2 separate regions of the Homo sapiens genome follow, and region 1 is linked to region 2. A link is an interaction called in ENCODE POLR2A ChIA-PET data of the cell type or tissue named here. Cell type or tissue: endothelial cell of umbilical vein. All regions are shown on one strand. Links, peaks and the distances in the headings refer to the core of each region. The heading gives the core; the rest is flanking DNA. Region 1 has its middle 29 kb from the start of CCL24. Region 2 has its middle 12 kb from the start of HIP1.

Region 1 (11,892 bases), core at 4,177-9,176, 91 kb before region 2:
TGTAGTCCTAGCTACTCAGGAGGCAGAGGTGGGAGGATCTCTTGAGGCTGGGAGTTGGAGGATGCAGTGAGCTATATGATTGCACCACTGCACCCCAGACTGGGTGACAGAGTGAGAACCTGTCTCAAAATAAAATAAATAAAAAATAAAAGAAGGCCGGGTGTGGTGGCTCACACCTGTAATCCCAGTACTTTGGGAGGCCGAGGCACGTGGATCACCTGAGGTCAGGAGTTCGAGACCAGCCCGGACAACGTGGTGAAACCCCATCTCTACTAAAAATACAAAAAATCAGCCGGTCACGGTGGCACGTGCCTGTAGTCCCAGTTACTTGGGAGGCTGAGGAGCAAGAATCACTTGAACCCAGGAGGCAGAGATTGCAATGAGCCAAGATCGTGCCACTGCACTCCAGTCTGGGTGACAGAGCGAGACTCTGTCTCAGAAAAATATAAAGAAAGAAAGAAAGAAAAGAAGAGAATGTGCCACTGCCCTCTTCAGCCTGGATCATAGAGCAAGATCTCTCTCTCTCTCTCAAAAAAAGAAAGCTTAGTACTCAAAGATTTCTTTTTTTTTTTTTTTAAATAGAGATAGGGTCTCTCTATGTTTCCCAGGCTGGTTTCAAAGTCGTGGGCTCCAGGGATCCTCCTGCCTCAGCCTCCCAAAGTGCTGGGATTACAGGTGTGAGCCACCGCACCCGGCCTCAAAGCTGCATCTTAAGGAGAAACGACAATCTAAGCAGAGAGAATGGCACAACACAGGCTTGGAGGCGGCCCCTTTGGGGAAGTAAAAGCAGCCAGTTTAGCCCTCCCTCCATTCCCACCATGGCTCAGGCTCTTCTCTTTATTTCAGCCTCTGCTGCCTTCTGGATTCTTGTCCTTTTTCCATTGCCAGCTCTTGGTGACAACATGCAGCTCACCAGTTTGACCTGTGGTGCTCTCTAAGGCTGTCACTTCTACTTCCCCTCTGGCTCTCTCTAGTCTGAGACAATTCGAGTAACCTCCCTGCCCGCCAGTGTGGCTCCTTGGCACCACAAGCCCAGCCCTCTAACAGAAACAACCAGACAGATGCAAACCGGGACACCTAAGGATGGACAGCAGGGCTCCATCCTCCTGTTCAATGCTGCCACTGGGATCTCAAATGAAGACGGAGAAGCTCTCATTTTCGCCAGACACTGTGGCTCACTCCTGTCATCCCAGCGCTTTGGGAGACTGCGGCAGGAGAATTGCTTGAGGCTGGGAATTGGAGACCAGCCTGGGAAACTTAGCAAGGCCCTGTCTCTACCACACATGAAAAATAGCTGGGGGTGGTGGTGTGTGCCTGTGGTCCCAGCTACTCAGGAGGCTGAGGCAGGAGGATCGCTGGAGCCCAGGAGGTTGAGGCTGCAGTGAGCCATGATCGCACCACTGCACTCCAGCCTGGGTGATGGAGCAAGACCCTGTCTCTAAAAAAAAGGCCTGATTTTCAAGAATGTGTGCCCAAATCTGGGGGTGGGAGAGGAGACATTCAGGATCCTAACAGGCTAGAGAAAAGGTCCAACTCTTAGGAGATGAAATAGCTAAGCCTCTGGTCACAAAGCCATGACCAAATCCCAGAAAGGAGAGGCAAGGCACTGCAGGAAAAGACTCGGGGGTTTAGAAAAGAAGCTGTGAACTGGGTGCGGTGGCTCACGCCTGTAATCCCAGCACTTTGGGAGGCAGAAGTGGGCGGATCAACTGAGGTCAGGAATCCAAGACCAGCCTGGCCAACATGGTGAAACCCCCTCTCTACTAAAAATACAAAAATTAGCCGGGTGCGGTGGTGGCATGTGCCTGTAATCCCAGCTACTCAGGAGGCTGAGGCAGGAGAATCGCTTGAGCCTGGGAGGCTGGAGGTTGCAATGAGCTGAGATTGGCCCACTGCACTCCAGCCTGGATGACAGAGTGGAAAAAAAAAAACAAAACCAGCCTCAGCAACATAGTGAGATCCATTTCTACAAAAAATTTTTTAAAATTAGCCAAGTGTGGTGGTGCATACCTGTAGTCCCAGCTACTAGGGAGGCTGAGGTAGGAGGATCACTTGAGCCTGGGATGTTGAGGCTGCTGTGAGCCAAGATTGCACCACTGCACTCCAGTCTGGGTGACAGAGTGAGACCCTGTTTCCAAAGAAAAAAAAACACCAATAATAAACATTGATTATTTTACATACTTTTTTTGGTCAGGGATTCAGAAATGACTTAGGTACATGGTTTGGATTTAAGGTTTCTCTTAAGGTTGTAGCCAAGATGTTGTCCAGGTCTACAGCCATCTGTCAGCGTTACTCAGCTGGAGGCACGGAGGCATTCCTGCCTGCACTGAGACATTCCTGCCCTTTCACAGTCTTGACACTTTTGAAGACTACTGGACAGTTAGTTTGTAGAATGCCCATCAATTTGGGTTTGTCTGATATTCTCTTGTGGTTAGATTGAGGCTATGCATTTTTCTCAACGAGACTGTAATAGTACAGTTGTGTCCTTTTTATTTATTTTTTGAGACAGGGTCTCACTCTGTCACCCAGCCTGGAGTACAGTGGTGCAATCATAGCTCACTGCAGCCTCGACCTCCTGGGCTTAAGTGATCTTCCCACCTCAGCCTCCCGAGTAGCTGGAATTACAGGCATGCATCATCGTGCCCAGCTAATTTTTATATTTTTGTAAACACAGGGTCTCATTACGTTGCCCAGGCTGATCTCAAACTCCTGAGCTCAAGTGATCCTCCTGCCTCAGCCTCCTAAAGTGCTGGGATTACAGGTGTGAGCTACTGTATTCAGCCTCCAAGCTGTGTCCTTTTTAGTGTATCACATTAGAGGGTTCATGATGGCATTATATCTCATTGCTGGAGATGTTCACCTTGACCATTTGGTTCAAGTGGTGTCTTCTGAGATTTTCCACTGTTATATTACCATTTTTCACTTTGTATTTAATAAAATCATGAAGTCTCCTAAAGCTTTCTCAGGCATCTACATTTGTCAAAGCTCCCTGAGTGATTCCATTGTGCTACCGGGGTTGAAAACCACCAAATAGGTAGATCAAGTTCATGGAGGAGCTAAGATGGGTGAGATGGGGACTTGAAAAGAGGTGACATGAGGAATGGCTGAACGCCTGCAGAATATAAGAGTCAGGGACTGGCTGGGCATGGTGGCTCATGCCTCTAATCCCAGCACTTTGGGAGGCCGAGGTGGGTGGATCACCTGAGATCAGGAGTTCAAGACCAGCCTGGCCAACCCCATCTCTACTAAAAATACAAACAAAATTAGCCCGGCGTGGTGGTGGGTGCCTGTAGTTCCAGCTACTCAGGAGGCTGAGGCAGGAGAATCGCTTGAGCCTGGGAGGCGGAGGTTGTAGTGAGCCAAGATCACGCCACTACACTCTAGCCTGGGCAACAAGAGCAAAACTCTGTCTCAAAAAAACAAACAAACCAAACGAACAAAAAAAACCAAAGTCAGGGACTAACATGTTTGAAAATATCTGAAGAGCTGTCAAGTGTGAATAGTTCCTGTGCAAACCAAAAATAAAATTCTAAGCACCCCCATCAACAGAATGGACTCCTCTTTCAGCCAAGGGCATTCCAAAGTTAACCTGAAACACTAGTACAGGCCATCATGGGAAGGGGTGTTTGGACATGCCTCATTATACCCACCTCCCTTTGAAATTCAGGTATAGCCAACAAGCATGAACATGAAAAGAGAAACCTTAAGATGGACAAAACACACTCTTTAGCAATGAGATACCAGCATGACAGATAGCAGGCCCTGAAAGAAATCAAAGTATTTTACCCACAAATATATTTCTTTGAGATACATACATACATATATATATATATATATAGACACACACATACATATATATACACACACATATATATGTGTGTGTGTATATATACATATATATAAACTTTTGTTTAGGTCAGGCACAGTGGCACATACTTGTAATCCCAGCACTTTGGGAAGCTGAGACGGGTGAATTGCTTGAGCTCAAGACTTTGAGAGCAGCTTGGGCAACATGGTAAAACCCTGTCTACAGTTTTTTTTTTCTGTTTTTTTTTTTTGATACAGAGTCTCACTCTGTCACTGAGGCTGGAGTGCAATGGCATGATCTCGGCTCACTGCGACCTCCACCTTCCGGGTTCAAGTGATTCTCCTGCCTCAGCTTTCTGAGAAGCTGGGATTACAGGTGCACAGCACCATGCCCAGCTAATTTTTGTATTTTCAGTAGAGATGGGGTTTCACCATGTTGGCCAGGCTGGTCTTGAACTTCCGACCTCAGGTGATCCACCTGCCTTAGCCTGCCTCCCAAAGTATTGGGATTACGGGAGTGAGCCACCAAACCCAGCTCCAAATTTTCTTTTTTTAAATTAGCCATGTGTGGTGATAAGCACCTGTAGTCCCCACCACTCAGGAGGCTGAGGTAGGACGATTGCTTGAGACCAGGAGGTCGAGGCTGCAATGAGCTGATTGTGCCACTGCACTCCAGTCTGGCAGTGAGAGTGAGATTGTCTCAAAAAACACAAAACAAACAAACAAACAAAATAAAGACAGGGTCTCCTATGTTGCCCAGGCTGGTCTCGAACTCCTGGGTTCAATCAATCCTCCTGCCTCAGCCTCCCAAAGTGCTGGGGTTGTAGGCGTAAACCATCATGCCAGCCTCTATGGGAGCCATAAAGTGGTCTATGTAATCACACACTTGTCAAACCAATTCTATCCGTGATTCTTGGGGAAATCTGTGAAGTCCCATCTATCTGAAGAGATGTTGTGGAGGCTGAAATAACTCCATCTTGGAAGCTAGGCTTCTGATTAACCCTGGTTCCAAGAATGCCTCTAAGATTTCCAGTTTATCTATCATTCCTTATATAAAAGCGCATACTTACCATTAATCCTGCCCTTATGCCAGAGGCGTTAGAACCAGAGTGACTCCATCTTGAGTGAGGGCTAAGAAAAATGAGGCTGGGGCTTGCTGGGCCGCACTCCCAGAAAGTGAGGTATTCCTAGCCTCCAGATGTTTACAGTTAAGGGAACAGATTGACAATGTTTACTAAACAGACCCAGACTTAGGAGTGTCCTGATATCCCGATATCTTGACAACAGAAGCGTTCCTACGATAATTTCGATTCTTGCGAAATACAGTAAGAAAATTAATCCTTTATCACAAACCCTTGTAGCAGAACACATCTCCCCATAATCTTTTCTTATGCTATATATAAACAAGTATTGTCTCCAGGGTGGACACATTCCTCCTCTTCCTAACCTGTCTGTGGAGTAGCTGTGTCCTTCACCACGTTACTTTCCTAATAAACTTGCTTTTACTTTATGAACTTGCCCTGAATTCTTTCTGGCGCGAGATCCAAGAACCCTCTGTTGGGGTCTGGATCGGGACCCCTTTCTGGTAACACTTGGATCAAATCAACCTTGATGAACTCCTACTTACTGTAAATCCTGCCCTTAAGCAAATTCCTACACATTCCTTCTGGAGCATGTGCATTCTTTCCTTATGGTATATAGTTCCTGAGTCTGGGATGTAACAGCATGGAGATCTACCTGCCTTGTGGCCATCCAAGACGATGCTTCTGTCCATAGTTCCCCCAGTGAAACACCCCGTGATGACAAACTGGATTTGTCTGCCTCATTCTTTGGTTTCTTGGCTCCTTCTATACTTAGGGTTGTTTTGCATATAAGGCCCTATTGTGAAACAGATGTTTAATATGAGTCACTGTTCTGTTTAGAAATATACATTGTTGTTACTGTTGATCTCCACTTCTGCGGGGGTGTTTCCTGTTCTGGAAATCTCTCTGCTGGCCCCTGGGGCACCTCCGTGAATAGTGAAATGCTCACTACTTGGCAGGGAGACTTTCAGCTCTGAGTCCAGCCTGCAAACACCCCAATATCACTCTTCGCACAGAGATACAGGCACTGTGACACTAAGCTGGAGGCAAGGTATGTGGGGAGGCTGGCCTGGGGAAATAAAGCTATTTTTGGATCCAATAAAGCTTCCTAAAGCTGAGGCCACCTAAGAGGTATCCGTCAAATGCTTACCTTGTATAGGATTCTTCTGTGTATTTTGGTCCAGTGGTCAGCAAGAGGCCGGGAGCTACAGAACTACCCATCCAGGGCCCCAGGGAAGGTTAAGGACAGGGTTAAACCAGACTTCAATTCTCATCATCCTGATGCAGCAAGAAGGAAATGTCTGTTATCAGTGTGGGTGGGAGTTGTGTTTCCCCTGAAAGGAGTGGAAATTTCACTGAAAGTCATCCTGGAAAGAGGCCAGTCTTCGGAGACAGAAAAAAAAAAAAAAATGAAAAGGCTGGGCGCGGTGGCTAATACCTATAATCCCAGAACTTTGGGACACCAAGGTCTGCTGATCACTTGAGGTCAGGAGTCCAAGGCCAGCCTGGCCAACATGGCAAAACCCTTTCTCTACTAAAATTACAAAAAAAAATTAGCCGGGTGTGGTGGCACACACCTGTGGTCCCAGCTACTTGGGAGGCTGAGGCACGAGAATCGCTTGAACCCGGGAGGCAGAGGTTGCAGTGAGCCAAGATCGTACTATAGCACTCCAGCCTAGGTGACAGACTGAGACTCAGTGTCAAAAAAAAAAAAAAAAAAAGAAGCTTGGGGAGGTGGGTCTCAAAGACAAAACAAAAGCTTTTTCTCTCCCCAGGGCTGCTAAACCTGGATTTTGAGGCACAGACAAAAGATCTATGTTGTAGCTAATTTTCTGACAATTTGGCTATGCTAAGGTGCCTGTCTAGACATCAGTTTAGATGCTAACACCAGTCTAGGTGCTACTATGAAGGTAATTTTCAGACATGATTAACTTTTTTAATTTTTATTTTAGAGACAGAGTCTTGCTCTGTCGCCCAGGCTGGAGTGCAGTGGTGCGATCATAGCTCACTGCAGCCTCAACCTTCCAGACTCAAGTGATCCTCCCACTTAAGCCTCCCAAGTAGCTGGGACTACAGGCTCACACCACCACGCCTGGCTTTATTTTATTTTTTTTGTAGAGACAGGGTCTCGCTATATTGCCCAGGCTGGTCTCAAACTCCTGAACTCAAAGCGATCCTCCTGCCTCGGCCTCCCAAAGTGCTGGGATTACAAACGTGAGCCACCGTGCCTGGCTGTGATGAACATTTAAATCAGCAGACTTTGAATAAAGACGATGACCCTCCACAAAGCAGGTAGGTCTCATCCAATCACTTGAAGGCTTTAAGGTCAAAGAGTGAGGTTTCCTGAAGAAGAAGGAATTGGGCCTCGATTCCACTGCAACATAGAAACCCTGGCTGGGTTTCCAGCCTGCTTGGCCTGCCTGAAGAATTTAGACACGAGGCTGCAACACCACCTCTTCCCTGGATCTCCAGCCTGCCAGCTTGCCCTACACATTTTGAACTTGCCAGCCTCTGCAATTACAGAAGCCAGTTCTTTTTCTTTTTCTCTTGAGACAGAATCTCACTTTTGTCGCCCAGGCTGGAGTGCAATGGCATGATCTCAGCTCACTGAAACCTCCGCCTCTCAGATTCAAGTGATTCTCCTGCCTCAGTCTCCCAAGTAGCTGGGATTACAGGTGCCCACCACCATGCCTGGCTAATTTTTGTATTTTTAGTAGAGATGGGGTTTCACCATGTTGGGCAGCCTGGTCTTGAACTCCTGACCTCAGGCGATCCGCCTGCCTTGGCCTCCCAAAGTGCTGGCATGAGCCACCACGCCTGGCCTAAACCAATTCTTATTTATTTATTTTTTGAGACGGAATTTCGCTCTTGTTGCCCAGGCTGGAGTGCAATGGCATGATCTCAGCTCACTGCAACCTCCACCTCCCGGGTTCAAGTGATTCTCCTGCCTCAGCCTCCCGACTAGCTGGGACTACAGGCATGCACCACTATACCCAGCTAATTTTTTGTATTTTTAGTAGAGACGGGGTTTCTCCATGTTGACCAGGCTGGTCTTGAACTCCTGACCTCAGGTGATCTGCCTGCCTCGGCTCCCAAAGTGCTGGGATTACAAGCATGAGCCACCGCGCCCAGCCTAAGCCAGTGCTTTAAAATAATGAAAGGATTATTTTTCTCTCTCTGTATGTATATCCTATTCACTCTGTTTGAGAGCCTTGACTAATACAGTTTCACTAGAAATTGACTCCTATTGCAATGACTGAGGATGGGAGTTGGGGAGGAATCATATTGGAAGAGATCCTGTGGGCAGGTTGGTGCCTATGGCCTCTGACTGCAGCCCCTTCCAAGACTCAGCTGGAAGCATCTGGATTAAGGGATTGGAAAACTCTAGCCTGTAGACCAAATCCACTCGTAGGCTACAGTGTACAGCCCACAGTGTTAAGATTGTTTTTGTATTTTTAAAGGATTGTTAAAAACAAATAGACAAGCCGGAGGCAGTGGCTCACACCTTTAATCCCAACACTCTGGGAGGCCAAGGCGGGAGGATTGCTTGAGCTCAGGAGTTTCAAACCAGTCTGGGCAACATAGCAAGACCCCATCTCTATTAAAAATCAATCACAGGTGACTGAGGTGGTGCATGCACCTGTAGTCCCAGGTATTCAGGAAGCTGAGGCAGGAAGATCTTTTGAGGCCAGGAGTTTGAGACCAGCCTGGGCAACATAGCAAGACCCTGCCTCTATAAAAACTGTTTGAAATAGCCAGGTATGGTATTACAGGCCTGTAGTCCCAGCTACTTGGGAGACTGAAGCAGAAGGATCACTTGAGCCTGGGAGTTCAAAGCTGTAGTGAGCTCTGATCGCACCATCACACTGCAGCCTGGACAACAGAGTGAGACTCTGTCTATTTTTTTTTTTTTGAGATGGAGTCTTGTTCTGTTGCCCAGGCTGGAGTGCAGTGGCGCGATCTCGGCTCACTGCAAGCTCCACTTTCCGGGTTCATGCCATTCTCCTGCCTCAGCCTCCTGAGTAGCTGGGACTACAGGCACCCGCCACCACACCCTGCTAATTTTTTTGTATTTTTAGTAGAGACGGGGTTTCACCATGTTAGCCAGGATGGTCTCGATCTCCTGACCTCGTGATCCACCCACCTCAGCCTCCCAAAGTGCTGGGATTACAGGCGTGAGCCACCGCGCCTGGCTACTCTGTGTCTAAAATATAAAAAATCAGAACAAAACAAAAAGGTATACCCCCAGCCATCAACCACCTCCACACTTCAGCCTACTCCAAAACCCTAAAAAACTCCTAACTATGAGTTGTTTGGTATCTCTCGGTATTAGCTAACCCTGGGAGGGTCAGTTTCCTCCTCTAGCACCAGCAAGGCCCCAGATGTCAAAAAATAGAATCAAAATACAGGCCTTCCATGAGCCAGGCATGGTGGCTCATGCCTATAATCCCAGCACTTTGGGAGGCTAAGGCAGGCAGATCACCTGCGGTCAGGAGTTCAAGTTCAAGGAGGTCAAGGAACCTGGCCAACATGGTGAAACCCCATCTCTACTAAAAATACAAAAATTAGCTGAGCATGATGTTGCGTGCCTGTAGTCCCAGCTACAAGAGAGGCTGAGGCATGAGGATAGCCTGAACCCAGGAGGCAGAGGTTGCAGGGAGCCAAGCTCGCACCACTGCACTCCAGCCTGGGCAACACAGCAAGACTCTGTCTCGAAAACAAAACAAAACAAAAAAGAATCAAAATGCAGAAAATAAAGATACATGCTTAATATACTGGGTCATCTAGTGATTCTGGGTTTGTTTGTTTTTTGAGACAGACTCTCGCTCTGTCACCCAGGCTGGAGTGCAGTGGCACGATTTCAGCTCACTGCAACCTCTGCCTCCCAGGTTCAAGCGGTTCTCCTGCCTCAACCTCCCCAGTAACTGGGATTACAGGCATGCACCACCATGCTCAGCTACTTTTTTTTTTTTTTTTTTTTTTGTATTTTTGGTAGACACGGGGTTTCACCATATTGGCCAGGCTGGTCTTGAACGCCTGACCTCAAGTGATCCACCCACCTCAGCCTCTCAAAGTGCTAGGATTACAGGCATGAGCCACCGTGCCCAGCCTAGTGATTCTATGTTTACATTTAGAGGAACTGCTTTTCCACGGTACTGGACCATTTTACATCGCCACCAACAATGTAGAGTACCTGCAGATAGGTCCTTTGTCTGATATTCACGGCAAGTCAATACACAGATACACCAGGTTGCAGTAGAGAAGGAGGTTTCTTCATAAGGCCACCAAACGAGGAGATGGAGGAAACCTCAAATTCATCTCCCCCAGGAATTTGGAGTTAGGGTTTTTCAGAGTTTTGGAGTGGGCTGAAGCGTGGAGGTGGTTGATGGGCGGAAGTGTGCGGGGTGAAGTCACGGGACAGGGAGATGAAGAAGCTGGGTTCTCATGCTCATTCTCTTCCCCTGCGGGGGTCTTCAAACTGGTTGACATCAGCTGTTTTGCTGGAATTCAGGATCTGAAAAATATCTTAAGCAATTCTTTGTTTTTTTTTTTTTGAGACTGAGTTTCGCTCTTGTTGCCCAGGCTGGAGTGCAATGGCACGATCTCAACTCACTGCAACCTCCGCCTCCCCAGTTCAAGCGATTCTCATGCCTCAGCCTCCCCAGTAGCTGGGATTACAGGCACATGCCACCATGCCCAGCAAATTTTTGTTTTTTTTTTTAGTAGAGACGGGGTTTCCCCATGTTGGCCAGGCTAGTCTCGAACTCCTGACCTCAGGTGATCTGCCCACCTCGGCCTCCCAAAGTGCTGGGATTACAGGCGTGAGCCACTGTGCCTGCCCAGCAATTCTTAAGCAAAAGTCTTATGATTCCTTTTTTTTTTTTTTTGAGACAGGATCTTGCTCTGTTGCCCAGGCTAGAGTGAAGTGGCGAGATCATGGCTCACTGCAGCCTCGACCTCCTGGGCTCAAGTGATTCTCCCATCTCAGCCTCCCCAGTAGCTGAGACTACACATGCAGCCACCCTGCCTGGCCCCAATTTTTTTTTTTAATGTTTCATATTGCCTCCTTATTATTTTGAAATAAATTTCAAGTGTCACAAGGCAGAAGGATCACTTGAGGCCAGGAGTTTGAGACAAGTCTGGGCAACATAGTGAGACCTCATTCCTATAAAAAAATAAACAAAATTAGCCAGGCATGGTGGTGCACACCTGTAGTCTCAGCTACTTCTGAGGTTGAGGTGGAAGGATCACTTGAGCCCAGGTGTTGGGGGCTGTAGTGAACTACAGTCACGCCATGGCACTCCAGCCTGGGTAACAGAGAAACAAATTTACCCCTATATTTCTTCCCTATATTTTATAGTTTTGGCTCTTACATTTAGGTATTTGATCCATGCTGAGTTTTTTTTTTTTGAGATGTAGTCTTGCTCTGTTGCCCTGGCTGGACTGCAGTGGCGTGATCTCGGCTCGCTGCAAGCTCCACCTCCTGGGTTCACATCATTCGCCTGCCTCAGCCTCCCCAGTAGCTGGGACTACAGGCACCCGCCACCACGCCTGGCTAATTTTTTGTATTTTTAGTAGAGACAGGGTTTCACCGTGTGAGCCAGGATGGTCTCGATCTCCTGACCTCGTGATCCGTCCGCCTTGGCCTCCCAAAGTGCTGGGATTACAGGCGTGAGCCACCGCGCCCGGCCGAGTTAATTTTTTTTTTTTAATAGATGAAGTCTCGCCATGTTTGCCAGGTTGGTCTTGAACTCTTAGCCTCAAGCAATCCTCCCACCTCGGCCTTCCAAAGTGCTAGGATTACAGACATGAGCCAGCGCGCCCAGCCAAGTTAATTTTTGTATATGGTATGTGGTAGCAGTTGCACTTCTTTCTCTTGCGGGCGGATATTCAATTGTTCTAGCACCACCTGTTGAATATACTTCTTTCTCCATTGAATGGCCTTGGCACTCTTGTCAAAAATCAATTGACTGTAAATGTGAGGGTTTATTTCTAGACTGTC
Region 2 (9,858 bases), core at 2,520-7,519:
TATAAGCAGTTTTTTTGTTTTGTTTTGTTTTGGGTTTTTTTTTTTTTTTTTTGAGATAGGGTCTTGCTCTGTCACCCAGGCTGGAGTGCAGTGGCACCATCTCGGCTCACTGCAGCCTCGACCTCCCAGGCTCAAGCGATCCTCTCACTTCAGCCTCCTGAGTAGCTGGGACCACAGCATGTACCACCACGCCTGGCTAATTTGTGTGTGTGTGTGTGTGTGTGTGTGTGTGTGTGTGTGTGTGTGTAGTAGAGATGGGGTTTTGCCATGTTGCCCAGGCTGGTCTCGAACCCCTGAGCTCAAGAAATTTGTCCACCTTGGCCTCCCAAAGTGCTGGGATTACAAGCGTAAGCCACCGCGTCCGGCCTCGAGCAGTTTTCTTATAGTGAGCCCTGCTGCACACACACGTGATCTCTATGTTGCAGGTGGTGTTGAGCATGGCTGGGAGCACAAGCTTGGACTCCAGTTGCCTGGGCTTGGTTCCACCATTTATTAGCTGTGTGATCTGAGCTAAGTTCTTGAACCTGAATCCTCCATTAACCCTGGTTTCCTTACTGGTAAAATGGAGATTGTAATGATACTAGGCTCATCAGGTTGCTACAAAGACTTCATGAGATAATGGATAAAAAGCTCAGAGACAGAGCCTGCTATGTAGTAAGTGGTTAACAGAAGTCCATTACAGGCCAGGGGTGGTGGCTCTCACATGTAATCCCAGCACTTTGGGAGGCCGAGGCAGGTGGATCACCTGAGGTCAGAGGTTCGAGACCAGGCTGGCCAACATGACAAAACCCCATCTCTACTAAAAATACAAAAATTAGCCGGGCATCCTGGCGCATGCCTGTAATCCCCGTTACTCGGGAGGCTGAGGCAGGGAGAATCATTTGAACCCGGGAGGCAGAGGTTGCAGAGCACCGAGATCGCACTACTATACTCCAGCCTGGGTGACAGAGTGAGATTCCATCTCAAAAAAAAAAAAAAAAAGTCTGGCCGGGCGCAGTGGCTCACGCCTGTAATCCTAGCAGTTTGGGAGGCCAAAGCAGGTGGATCACCAGGTCAAGAGATAGAGACCATCCTGGCCAACATGGTGAAACCCCATCTCTACTAAAAACGCAAAAATTAGCTGGGTGTGGTGGTGCGCACCTGTAGTCCCAGCTAGTCGGGAGGCTGAGGCAGGAGAATCCCTTGAACCCAGGAGGCGGAGGTTACAGTGAGCCAAGATCGTGCCAATGCACTCCAGCCTGGCAACAGAGCAAGACTCCGTCTCAGAACAAACAAACAAACAAACAAAAAAGAACAAAAAAAAAACAACTCCATTGCCGTGTCAGCTCTTGTTTTTTTCCTTTTTTTCCCTCGATCTGTCACCCAGGCTAGAGTGTAGTGGTGTGATCTCGGTTCACTGCAACCTCCGCCTCCTGGATTCAAGCGATTCTCCCTGCCTCAGCCTCCCTCCCGAGTAGCTGGGATTACAGGCATGCACCACCACGTCCAGCTAATTTTTGTATTTTTAGTAGAGACAGCGTTTCACCATGTTGGGGTGGCTGGTCTCAAACTCCCAACCTCAGGTGATCCGCCTGCCTCAGCCTCCCAATGTGCTGGGATTACAGGCGTGAGCTACCGCACCTGGCATTTTTTTTCCCCGTTTTTTAGAGAGAGGGACTTGCTTTGTCACCCAGGCTGGAGTGCAGTGGCACAATTACAGTTCACACAACCCAGGAGGTGGAGGTTGCAGTAAGCTGAGATTGTGCCACTGTACTCCAGCCTGGGTGACAGTGCAAGACTCCGTCTCTAAAAAAAAAAAAAAAAAAATTAGCCAGGCGTGGTGACATGTACCTATAGTCCTTCCTACTTGGGAGGCTGAAGCAGGAGGATCGATTTGACTCTAGGAGATTGAGTCTGCAGCGAGCTATGATCATGCCATTGCACTCCAGCCTGGGTGACAGAGCGAGACTGTAAAAAAAGAAAAAAAAAAAGGCTGAGCGCGGTGGCTCACGCCTGTAATCCCAGCACTTTGGGAGGCCAAGGCGGGCAGATCACAAGGTCAGGAGAGTGAAACCATCCTGGCCAACATGGTGAAATCCCGTCTCTACTAAAAATACAAAAATTAGCTGGGGGTGTTGGCGCGTGCCTGTAATCCCAGCTACTCGGGAGGCTGAGGCAGGAGAATCGTTTGAACCTGAGAGTTGGAGGTTGCAGTGAGCCGAGATCGTGCCACTGCACTCCAGCCTGGCGACAGACTGAGACTCCATCTCAAAAAAAAAAAAAAAGGAAAAGGTAGGGTGGTGGCAATGAGATGAGTGATTGCCTACTTGTGCCCAGTGAGTCTACATTTTACATAAGATAAGGTGTGCATTTGAAGGTAAAGGGAATAGAGAAGGCAGGTGTCTTGGGGAGAGGTGCAGAAGGGATGAATCTCATCTTGTCTTTGTTCCGTATCTGTGAGGAAGAGCTAGTAAGGGACATTATTGGTAATAATGAAAAACTGAAAGGGCTGGTTTCCGTTTAGCCCCTAGGGAAGAAAGTCTAATGGTAGTTAGTGAGGGAGTGGGGATAATGAGCTGTGTCTGATCTCTCTTCCTGTCACGGCCTGTGAACTCAGCCTCCAAGCTTTCTCTGGGGTTTCCTGGGCCAACAGGGGTTGAGTTTGTTGAGGACTTAGAATTTTATTTTTAGGTCGGGCACTGTGGCTCATGTCTGTAATCCCAGCACTTTGGGAGGCCGAGGTGGGAGGAGGGCTTGAGCCCAGGATTTCAAGACCCCGTCTCTATTTTAAAATAATGATAATAATAATAATAAAGATTTCCCAGGGCTGCTCTGGAAAGTGAGAGTCAGACAAAAGAGGGGAGGTAGGGGAAAGGAAAGGAGAGGAAAGGACGGGAAGTGAAAGAGGCTGGTTTTGTTTGTTGTTATTAGCCTTAGAGAACTATTTGGAATTTTTAAACAAATTTTTGCTCACGCCTGTAATCCCAGCACTTTGGGAGGCCGAGGCGGGCGGATCACCTGAGGTCAGGAGTTCAAGACCAGCCTGGACAACATGGCAAAATCCCATCTTTACTAAAAATACAAAGATTAGGCCGGGCGCGATGGCTCACGCCTGTAATCCCAGGACTTTGGGAGGCCAAGGAGGGCGGATCATGAGGTCAGGAGATCGAGACCATCCTGGCTAACATGGTGAAACCCCGTCTCTACTAAAAATACAAAAATTAGCTGGGCATGGTGGCGGGCACCTGTAGTGCCAGCTATTTGGGAGGCTGAGGCAGGAGAATGGCGTGAACCCAGGAGGCGGAGGTTGCAGTGAGCCAAGATCATGCCACTGCACTCCAGCCTGGGCTACAGAGCAAGACTCCGTCCCCCCACCCTAAAGAAAATACAAAGATTAGCCGGGTGTGGCAGCACATGCCTGTAATCCGAGCTACTCAGGAGGCTGAGGCAGGAGAATCGCTTGAACTCAGGAGGTGGAGGTTGCAGTGAGCCAAGATCGCACCACTGCACTCCAGCCTGGGTGACAGAGCAAGACTGCCTCAAAAAAAAAAAAACCTTTTTTTTTTTTTTAGAGGTAGAGTCTGACTCTGTCGCCCAGGCTGGAGCACAATGGCACAATCATAGCTCACTGCAGCCTCAAATTTCTGCCCTTAAGTGATCCTCCCAACTCAGTCTCCCCAGTAGCTGAGACTACAGGCATGCACCACCATGTCCAGCTAATTTTTTCTTTTATTCTTTGTAGAGATGGGGTCTTGCTATGTTGCCTAGGCGGGTCTCAAACTCCTGGCCTCAAGCAATCCTCCTGCATTGGCCTCCCAAAGTGCTGGGATTACTGATGCAAGCCACAGTGCCTGGCCAGAGACTGCTTTTACTGGTTGTTATTAGCCTTAGATAACTATTTGTTTTAAAAAGATTATTTTGAGATAGCATCCAGCTCTGTTGCCCAAGTTGGAGTGCAGCAGTGTGATCATAGCTCACTGCAGCCTCGGCTTCCCAGACTCAAGTGATCCCCCCACCTCAGCCTTTAGAGTAGCTGGGACTACAGGCATGTGCCAACACACTCTACTAATTTAAAAAAAATTTTCGACTAGGCATGTTGGCTCACACCTGTAATCCCAGCACTTTGGGAGGCCGAGGCAGGTGGATCATTTGAGATCAGGAGTTCGAGACCAGCCTGACCAACATGGTGAAACCCCATCTCTACTAAAATACAAAAAAAGTTAGCTGGGCGTGGTGGTGCATCCCTGTATTCCCAGCTACTCGGGAAGCTGAGGCAGGAGAATCACTTGAACCCGGGAGGCGAAGGTTGCAGTGAGCCGAGATTGCACCATTGCACTTCAGCCTGGATGACAAGAGTGAAACTCCATCTCAAAAAAAAAAATTTGTAGCCACCAGCATCAGCTAATTTTTTTTATGTTTTGTAGACACAGTGATCTCACTATGTTGCCCAGTCTGGTCTCAAACTCCTGGCCTCAAGTGATCCTCCTGTCTCAGCTTCCCAAAGTTCTTTCTTTTTTCTTTTCTTTGAGACGGAGTCTCACTCTGTCGCCAGGCAATCCCAGTTCACTGCAACCTCTACCTCCTGGGTTCAAGTGATTCTCCTGCATCAGCCTCCTGAGTAGCTGGGATTACAAGTGTGAGCCACCACGCCTGGCTAATTTTTGTATTTTCAGTAGAGACGGGGTTTCGCCACGTTGGCCTAGCTGGTCTCGAACTCCTCACCTCAAGAGATCCACCTGCCTCGGCCTCCCAAAGTACTGGGATTACAGGTGTGAGCCACTTCGCCCAGCCTGTAAAGTATATGAAGTATACTAATCTTAAGTGTATAGCCTGAAGAAGCATTACATAGTTATATACCCATGTTACTATCACAGAAGATATGCAACATTGTAGTTCCTTAGAAGATAACTTCATGCCACTTTCCACTCAGTCATGCTTACTGCTTGAGTTCCAGTTTATATCCTGGGAGACATATGATATCCCAGAGATATCCACTTTTTTTTTTCCTATTTTGACTTATATCCCTATCAGTTAGTGTTTATTTGTTTTTAAGATGGAGTCTTGCTCTTGTCGCCCAGGATGGAGTGCAGTGGTGCAATCTCAGCTCACGCAACCTCTGCCTCCCAGATTCAAGCAATTCTCCTGCCTCAGCCTCCCAAGTAGCTGGGATTACAGGTGCCCGCCACCACGCCCAGCTAATTTTTGTATTTTTGGTAGAGACGGGGTTGCGCCATGTTGGCCAGGCTGACCTCAGGTGATCCACCCACCTCAGCCTCCCAAAGTGCTGAGATTACAGGCGTGAGCCACCACACCCAGCCCCCCTTCTCTCTTCTAATCGAGGCCCACTGCTTCATCTGTCATCTCTATGAGGGTGACACTAAGCTGACAGCTCTGACAACCCTTTGGATGGTCCCACTGCCTGATGGCCATCTCTGTGTGGCATTTGAAACTCAGCTTGTCCACAAATGATCTTGTATCTTTCCCTCAAAGGATGCCTCATCTTGGGCCATGGCATTATTTTGCTAGTGTAGGATGAGATCAACTTGTCCTGCGGACACTTGATCCCATCCATCACCTGGGCCAATTCCGAGCTGTCTCCCTACTCCTGGCTTGTGGGCTGCCTGTCTGGCTGGGCTTCCCATTTTGGCTCAGTTCCTGCCTCCCTGGCTCCTGACTTGGTGCAGCTCCTGGCTCCAGTTTCAGATTCTGCCCCAGCTCCTGGTTCAACCCATAGAGGAATGGGGTGCCAGGCTGGTCCGAAGGTAGCTGAGTTACCTCTTATCTCAGTTGATTGTTCATAGTCAGTTACAGATCAAACTCCTTTTTTTTTTTTTTTTTGAGACAGAGTCTTGCTCTGTCACCCAGGCTGGAGTGCAGTGGTGCAGTTTTGGCTCACTGCAACCTCTGCCTCATGAGTTCAAGCAATTCTCCCTGCTTCAGCCTCCCAAGTAGCTGGGATTAACGGCGACCACCGCCATGCCTGGCTAATTTTTGTATTTTTAGCAGAGACAGGGTTTCATCATGTTGGCCAGGCTGGTCTCAGAACTCCTGATTTCAGGTGATCCACCCAACTCGGTATCCCAAAGCACTGGAATTACAGGCATGAGCCACTGCACCCAGCTTTTTTTTTTTTTTTTTTAGACAGAGTCTTACTTCACTCTGTCACCCAGGCTGGAGTGCAGTGGCATGATCTCCACTCACTGTAACCTCCACCTCCTGGGTTCAAGCGATTCTCCTGCCTCAGCCTCCCGAGTAGCTGGGATACAGGGGTGCACCACCACACCCGGCTAATTTTTGTATTTTTAGTAGATACCTGGTTTCATCATGTTGGCCAGACTGGTCTCAAACTCCTGACCTCAAGTGATCCACCTGCCTCCGCCTCCCAAAGTGCTGGGATTATAGGCATAAGCCATTGCGCCTGGCCTTGTTCTACTGTTTAATGCCTTCTCACTACTCCACTTGACTAGTCTAAAAAATAAAAAAATAGGGCCAGGCGCGTTGGCTCATCCCTGTAATCCCAGCACTTTGGAGGCCTAGGCGGGAGGATTGCTTGAGCCCAGGAATTCGAGACCAGTTGGGGTAACATAGCAAAACCTTGTAGCTACATAAAAAAGAAAAAATTACCCGGGGGGATTGTGCATGCCTATGGTCCCAGCTACCCAGGAGGCTGGGGTGGGAGGATCACCTGAGCCCAGGAGGTTGAGGCTGCAGTGAGCTGTGGTCTTGCCACTGCACTCCAGCCAGAGTGACAGAATGAAACACAGTCTCAAAATAAACATACATAAAAATTAAAATAAAAAATAAAAAAATAAAGGTATGGGGCACCCAAGACCACTCCTGGCAGGTCTCTGCTGCCCCGTTACTGAGCACCACCCTTGTCTCCAATCTACCCTGACTCTTTCTATACACACCTGCATGTGCAGACAGACACACACAATTAATACTTTGAGTACTGACATGAACATTTCAAGATCTGGCAAAGACTTGCCGGGCACAGTGGCTTATACCTGTAATCACAGCACTTTGGGAGGTTGAGGAGGGAGGATTGCTTGAGCCCAGGAGTTTGAGAGCAGCCTAGGCAACATGGTGAAACCCTGTCTCTATTTTTTTTTTTTTTAAAGGATCTGGCAAAGACTTTAGATAATACAGCTTTCAGTCTTGGAGTTCCTGATATACACTAGCTAGTAATAAGCTGAGAGTACTTTTCTTTTAGGCACGGGGTCTTGCTATGTTGCCCAAGCTGGCCTTGAACTCCTGGGCTCGAGTGATCCTCCCGCCTCAGCCTCCCAAGTAGTTGAGACTACAGATGTGGGCCATCACGCTCAGCTGTTTCTTTGGGTGTGTTTTTGTTGTTTCTGTGTTTGTTAACTATTTTATCTTTATGTTTTCTGCCTTTATTTTTAAAGTATATATAAAGACAATAACCTCTGTATATAAACCCTCCTTCCATCTTATAACCAAAACTAGCATCTGGGATTATATCCTTCCATGCCTTGTGTGTGTGTGTGTGTGTGTGTGTGTGTGTGTGTGTGTATTCTTTCACATACAAAAGGATATATACAGCTATATGGGATTTTTCTTTTGCTTGTTTTTATCAAAGTAGAATCATTCTATTCACTCTACTCTGCAACTTCCTGCTTTTTCACTTGACAATTTTCAAATTTCATGGACATCCCTACAAGTCAGTATTTTTAGATCTAACGTTATCTTTTTTTTTTTTTTTTTGAGACGGAGTCTCGCTCTGTCGCCCAGGCTGGAGTGCGGTGGTGCGATCTCCACTCACTGCAAGCTCTGCCTCCCGGGTTCACGCCATTCTCCTGTCTCAGCCTTCCCAGTAGCAGGGACTACAGGCGCCTGCCGCCACGGCCGGCTAATTTTTTTGTATTTTTAGTAGAGACGGGGTTTCACCATGTTAGCCAGGATGGTCTCGATCTCCTGACCTTGTGATACGCCCACCTCGGCCTTCCAAAGTCCTGGGATTACAGGTGTGAGCCACCGCGCCCGGCCACTTTATCCTTTTTTCACATTCATACATGCAAATACAGACAGATATCTTTTTTTTTTTTTTTTGAGACAGGGTCTCACTCTGCCACCCAGGCTGGAGTGCGCTGGCACTGTCTCAGCTCACTGCAACCTCTGCCTCCCAGGTTCAAGCAATTCTCGTGCCTCAGTCTTCCAAGTAGCTGGGATTACAGGTGCACGCCACCTGTATTTTTTGGTAGAGATGGGTTTCACTACGTTGGCCAGGCTGGTCTCAAACTCCTGACCTCAGGTGATCCATCCACCTCAGCCTCCCAAAGTGCTAGGATTACAGGTATGAGCCACCGTGTCTGGCCTTGAGAAATATACTTTTGAATAAATGAGATGCTCTTCTTGTTTAATCCCCCAAACATCTGGAGAAACATGGCATTCTCATCATTCTATTTTAGCACTTACTTTTTTTTTTTGAAACAGAGTCTGGCTCTGTCGCCAGGGCTGGAGTGCACTGGCACGATCTTGGCTCACTGCAACCTCCGCCTCCCGTGTTCAAGCAATTCTCTTGCCTCAGCCTCCCAAGTAGCTGGGATTACAGATGTGCGCCACCACGCCCAGCTAATTTTTGTATTTTTAGTAGAGACAGGGTTTCATCATGTTGGCGAGGCTGGTCTTGAACTCCTGACCTCAGGTGATCTGCCTGACTCAGCCTCCCAAAGTGCTGGGATTACAGGTGTGAGCCACTGCACCTGGCCTTTCTGGCACTTACTTTCTTGTGTAGGATGTGCTTTTTGTTTGTTTTTTATTTATCTTATTTTTATTCTTATTTATTTATTTTTAGACTGTGTCTTGCTCTGTCTCCCAGGCTGGAGTGCAATGGCACAATATCGGCTCACTGCAACCTCTGCCTCCCAGGTTCAAGTGATTCTCCTGCCTCAGCCTCCCAAGTAGCTGGGACTACAGGTGTATGCCACCACGCCTGGCTAATTTTTGTATTTTTAGTAGAGAGGGGTTTCACCATGTTGGCCAGGCTGATCTTGAACACCTGACCTCAAGTGATCTGCCCACCTCGGCCTCCCAAAGTGCTGGGATTACAGGCTTGAGCCACTGTGCCTGGCCTGTTTGTTTTTTTAGACAGGGTCTTGCTCTGTCACCCAGGCTGGAGTGCAGTGGGACAATCATAGCTCACTGCAGCCTTGAACTCCTGGGCTTAAGCAATCCTCTTGTCTTAGCTTTCCAAGTAGCTGGGACTACAGGTACCTGCCACCACACCCAGCTATATTTTTGCTTTTTGTAGAGATAGGGTCTCACCATATTGCCCGGGATGGCCTCGAACTCCTGGGCTCAAGTGAGGATGTGCTTTCTAAAAAACACATGTATCCATGACCAAACAGTAAATGTATAATCTTTTTAGTATTGTGCCTCCTCCAGAGTAAGAGCCCAAGGAATGTTTGCTGAATGAATGAAAGCTTGCATTATTACTCTTCCTAATTTACTTTTGGGTAAGTGGCTCAAAGCATTCAGCAACTTGTCCAAGAACCCACAACTGAAATACTCACTTATTAGTTCCAGAAGAAGACAAACAGTCCAATTTAAAAATGGGCAAAAAAGTTTAAGAAGAAACAGCACTGGCTGGGCACGGTGGTTCATGCCTGTAATCCCAGCACTTTGGGAGCCTGAGGCGGGCGGATCACGAGGTCAGGAGTTCGAGACCAGCCTGGCCAGCATGGCGAAACCCCGTCTCTACTAAAAATACAAAAATTAGCCAAGCATGATGATACATGCCTGTAATCCCAGCTACTCAGGAGGCTGAGGCAGGAGAATCGCTTGAACCTGGGAGGCGGAGGTTGCAGTGAGCCGAGATCGTGCCACTGCACTCCAACCTGGGTGCAACAGGGCGAGACT

The links. Peaks named below come from ENCODE experiments on the same cell type or tissue, not always from the same donor. Only the 100,000 strongest peaks of a DNase experiment are listed, where the experiment ranks them.
Region 1: POLR2A ChIA-PET joins it to region 2 with 5 read pairs; 3 of 35 experiments call an interaction of 5 or more read pairs at or near these places.

What each region holds. Positions count from the first base shown.
Region 1 is chr7:75,836,897-75,848,788 of GRCh38, reverse strand. No RefSeq gene overlaps it. Among named protein-coding and RNA genes, the nearest start is that of CCL24, 29 kb to the right of the region's middle. RefSeq lists an enhancer at 5,637-5,856. In endothelial cell of umbilical vein, for the core only: no CTCF peak of the experiment used is centred there; DNase peaks (open chromatin) are centred at 5,738 and 6,088; H3K27ac peaks cover 1,615 bases.
Region 2 is chr7:75,746,277-75,756,134 of GRCh38, reverse strand. No RefSeq gene overlaps it. Among named protein-coding and RNA genes, the nearest start is that of HIP1, 12 kb to the right of the region's middle. In endothelial cell of umbilical vein, for the core only: no CTCF peak of the experiment used is centred there; no DNase peak of the experiment used is centred there.